Regions from separate parts of the Homo sapiens genome. Here region 2 is linked to region 1. A link is an interaction called in ENCODE POLR2A ChIA-PET data of the cell type or tissue named here. Cell type or tissue: PC-9. All regions are shown on one strand.

What was found. Peaks named below come from ENCODE experiments on the same cell type or tissue, not always from the same donor. Only the 100,000 strongest peaks of a DNase experiment are listed, where the experiment ranks them.
Region 2: POLR2A ChIA-PET joins it to region 1 with 12 read pairs; 2 of 35 experiments call an interaction of 5 or more read pairs at or near these places.

What each region holds. Positions count from the first base shown.
Region 1 is chr14:55,598,529-55,601,028 of GRCh38, reverse strand. The region is part of intron 1 of KTN1 (kinectin 1); the gene reads right to left. Among named protein-coding and RNA genes, the nearest start is that of KTN1, 20 kb to the right of the region's middle. In PC-9, no CTCF peak of the experiment used is centred here; a DNase peak (open chromatin) is centred at 1,408; H3K27ac peaks cover 2,240 bases.
Region 2 is chr14:55,713,845-55,716,344 of GRCh38, reverse strand. LOC124903320 (a long non-coding RNA gene) reads right to left here and starts at 844. Exons shown (of 2, transcript XR_007064179.1): 1 at 631-844. In PC-9, no CTCF peak of the experiment used is centred here; no DNase peak of the experiment used is centred here.

The sequences.
Region 1 (2,500 bases):
TGCAGAGGTCATAGCTGCTGAAAGTATCTTTTAGACTTTTGCTTACTCATCATGCCCAAACCAGCCCATTTTCTCAGGAAAAGGCACTGCTCATTTAAAAACACTTCCATGGGAAATAATCTGGTTAAAAGTTTATTCGGTAAAAAAAAAAATCTAATTTATAATTAGACAAACTGAAAGCTTTAATACCAAAAAAGTAATAACTTTTTAAAATAGTCTTTCAAATCAGTTTTCAAATCACATAAAATCAGTTTTTGAAGACAAAAGAACATGTCATCAAAACTGTTCAAAAATTAACACTACAACATGAAATTCATACCGTAAAACAGCTACACCATGTACAGAAGCTTTCCTCCCCTTAAAATCTACCATCTTGACCTGCTTTTCCTTTCATAAGATTTCTGAGTAAGAAAGGGCCATCTAATCCAACTAGCCACTCAGAGATTAGACCCAGCTCAACAGGCAGCCAGCCTATGTTTGAAAAGCAGGGATGAATACCTCCCATAAACCCCTTTTATTCTTTGGAAAGACAAGTTCTTTTTAGTTTTGATCCAAAATCACATCATCCTATAACTTCTCCCAGTGGTCCTAGCTCTACCCTAACCATAACAAATCTGTCCAATCCCACTACCACAGGGTAGTCTTAATAACTGATGCTTAAACTTAATGAAATTAAATTTAGCAGCAAATAGAAAAACTTACTTCAAAATTTATCATTCACAAAAATTTATCATCCTTTGGAAAAGTTTAGCTAGGGTATTAAAGTTGAACATAATGGGTTAATTAATAAAATATTAATAAAATAACTCTTAGGTGTATCACCTTAGGTCACTCAACAATGGAAGTACTAAAATGATCAGATGTTTTAGGTATTATGTCTCTTCTGGGGATATTCTTGCTTATCCCCAGAAGAGACATAATACCTAAAACATCTCACAAACTGAACATGAAATGTAAATTAGAACATCAAATACTATCAAAAATGACTACTGAAAAAGTTTTGCTTATGTAAATAAGAATTTTTAATTCTTGTCCAAGAACACCCAATTAAAGGCAAAATAGCCCATATACACACAAAAAGTTTGGTATATTATCACAGTGCCATTTCAAATCACTAAGTTAAAAAAATAGATTTAATAAGTAGTATTGACACAAAAGAGAAAAAGACACAAGAGAAAGCTTGTTTGCTTTTCCAAAGGCCAGAAGTCTCCATTAAGATTGTACAACCTTAAATTCTCATCTACAGTTTCTGCCAATTCCCCCTACTGCCCCCTTCCTACCACAAATATTGACATAAAAATGGCTCACGGATCACCTGAGGTCAGGAGTTCCGAGAACCACCTGGCCAACATGGCGAAACCCCGTCTCTACTAAAACTACAAAAAATTAGCCGAGCGTGGTGGCGGGAGCCTGTTAATCCCAGCTACTCCGGAGGCTGAGGCAGGAGAATCGCTTTGAATCTGTGCTTCTGTGCGGCAGAGGTTGGCAGTGAGCCAAGATTGCGCCACTGCACTCCGCCCTGGGCAACAGAACGAGACTCTGTCTCAAAAAAAAGAAAAAAAAAATGGCTCAATGGCCACAAAAGCCCTGGGACTCAGGAAAAACTCTTGGGAAGGAAAAATCTCTCTGGAAAAAAACTACCTCTGTCCAATCTAGTCCGTACAGTATAGTATTTGCAGATATACTCCTGCCAGAGGTGAACTTCCAGTCAAAATAAACAAGAGTAGCACATACAAACAGGGAGTAGATCCCAAAAAACTGATAACAGAATGTGAAAGACTATTAAAACAAAAATTTCAGCCATGAGAGTTATAAAAGAAATCAGAAACACAGAAAACACTCATAAAAAAACAGAAAAATTAGAACTTGAATTTTATAAATTATGTGTACATACATATGTACACAGACATACAAACACCCAGCAATTAAAAGCTAAATGGCCTGATAACTATATAAAGTTGAATTATCAAACAAGACAGACGATTAAAAAACTGACAATGTACCACAAAAAATTATACATAAGGGAAAATATGAAAGAAAAATTAACAGACATAAAGGATACATGAGAATGTCCAATAAATCCAATGGGAATTCAAGGAGAGGAAAGAACAAAGAAACACAGTGGCTGAGAATTTTCAAAAACTGTTGAAAGCTATGGATCTTCCAATTCAGGAAAGGCAACAAAATTTGAACAGAATAAAAGATATTTAAACATTTGTTGTAACGTTGTGTAACTCAAACAAGTCTTGAAACCAATACAGAAAAGAGTACCGAAAAATTTAGACTTACATAGTACTTAGCAATAGAAGCCAAAGAATAATGTAATAAAATCTCCATAGAAACAATGACCATTAATTGCCACAGAATTCTAGACCCTGCTGAACACTGGAATATTAGTTTTTAGAAGCAATAAGTCTGTCAGCTCTGCAACAAACAAAACTGATCAACATTAGTAAATAATTAGTAAAAATTAATTCAGACTTTATATGAAATTTACTAA
Region 2 (2,500 bases), 120 kb before region 1:
TAAACCCTGGAAATTTAAATTGGCTTTTCAGAGATCCATTAGCTCATGAAATCTTAGGTTGTGTCACTGTTGTGTGAGAACCCATAGAAACGGGTATGTAAAACAAGCCTCCAGCAACCACACGGTTCCTCACAGTGACTTCTCTATAGCCAGGGGCCAACAGATGTGACTAGCTAAAGTGATTGGCTAAAGGAGGGGGCGTTGTCATGGGAAACCAGGACATCTCACTTGCAGCATTTTCTTAACCCAGTGGGGAAAAATGTTCCAGTTCTTATTTTTCTGTTTGACAACAAGATGCTCAGCTATCTGGAATTCATCTGTGAAGAGTCCCACAGGAATTTGGCAGTGACATCAGAGCAAGGGAACTCATTCTAAGTGATTAAAATGGAAAGTTGTGGCCGCAACTTTCTAATATCACCAATTCACAACAGATTTTCAGTCCTCCGTGGCTGAACCACCACTTAGCTTTTTAGGAAGGAGAGACACAAGGCTCAGCCAGAGGAATTTGGATCATCTCACTACAATCGTGTGTGAAGGCAGAGGGCACAGACAAAAGAGAAGAGATGGGGCCGTCAAGGCAGGACCAGGTAAGCAGCAAAGAAATGAACTGTTCATCCCAATCAAACTTACCATGGAGAGACTAGATATACCTCTGTCCCAAAAGAACCCATTGAGCAGTCTTTGACTCCAAATGCGTCAGTCTGTCTCATCTTGGTTGTCCCTGAAACATACACAGCCATTTGGACGTCTGGAGGGAAGTGGGTCTGTGCTGTTCTCATGTTCGTCTGGTAAACAACAAACTGGTGCTTAAAATACATATACTGTGGCCGGGAGCGGTGGCTCACGCCTGTAATCCCAGCACTTTGGGAGGCCGAGGCGGGCGGATCAGGAGGTCAGGATATCGAGACCATCCTGGCTAACATGATGAAACCCCGTCTCTACTAAAAATACAAAAAAATTAGCTGGGCGTGGTGGTGGGCACCTGTAGTCCCAGCTACTCGGGAGGCTGAGGCAGGAGAATAGCGTGAACCCAGGAGGAGGAGCTTGCAGTGAGCCGACATCACACCACTGCACTCCAGCCTGGGCAACAGAGCGAGACTCCATCTCAAAAAAAAAAAAAAAAAAAAAATATATATATATATATATAGCATAACGTCGAGCTTTTGAGGTTGAGAGATCAGACCCCCCTCCCCAAGCAAAGTATATACCTCTCACATCAGAGCCACAGGGCTCTTTGCTTCTTGGACAGCCTAATCCATCAACCAAAGTCATCTTCCCTTAAAACTGAATGGGACAGGACAGTAATCTAGAGGAAAAGTTCAGAAGAAATTTCACTTTTTACTCTAAAACCCATGTTAGAGCACTCTCAGCCTGAATTCCTTGAAAACATGTCCTGAGACAAGGATTAAGGGCTAATGCTTTAGGAAGTACAGTGCCAGGGCATTGCACCTGAGGAAAAAGGAAAGCAAGTCAGGGAAGGATGGAGAGTAAATGCTGTCCACTGCTCCTCAACAAGTTTCAAGAGATGCATTCAATCCCCAACTCGTGTACCTTCTTGACCACACAAGACATCTCTGGCCAAGCTATATAGAGAAAAAATGTCCATCAAAGAGAAGAATGGACAGGGAATTTGTTTACCTAACTTCATTCTCATTGGTAGAATGTGACCCACAGTCACACTTTGAATTTCGGAGTTAAATTAAAAGACCTATTGCCCCCAGGGGATCCAGATGGCACATCTTGTGGCATGATGCTCATTCACGTCCAGCAGTGCCGCAGGGAGGAGGCAGAAAGACTCTGGGCCTCAGCCCCACATCAGAGCCTTGCCAGAGCCAGTGTCACTGCAGCAACTGAGATGGAGCAAGCCCTGAGTCTGGAACACAGGTGAGGCCAAGAGAATGAGGGCACCTGAGATGTGTCAGGTGAAATGACATGATACTTAATTAAAGGAAATTGTTTTGGCCAGGCACAGTGGCTGATGCCTGTAATCCCAGCACTTTGGGAGGCTGAGGTGGGCCGATCACTTGAGGCCAGGAGTTTGAGACCAGCCTGGCCAACATGGAGAAACCCCATCTCTACTAAAAATACAAAAATTACCTGGGTGTGGTGGTGCATGCTTGTAATCCCAGCTACTCGGGAGGTTGAGGCAGGAGAATCACTTGAACCTGGGAGGCGGAGGTTGCAGTGAGCCAAGATCGTGCCACTGCACTCTAGTCTGGGTGACAAAGTGAGACTCTGTCTCAAAAAAAAAAAATTGTTTCTCCTCATGCCTAGTTTTCAACATAGCTGTCCTCACTTCTGAATTCATCACTGGAATAGGCAAAAATCTAAAGTTCAGGAAGCCTGAAATGAAGCAAGGTCTCCCTGCCCCTCTGCCTCTAAGTGACCTTCTGGAATGGCAACGACTCCCATTGCCTCGTTGCACCTGCTCCCTGAGACAAGCTTTCTGTTCTCTGTCTACAGACACAGTAGTGACTGGGTAAAATCAGGTTGGCCCATT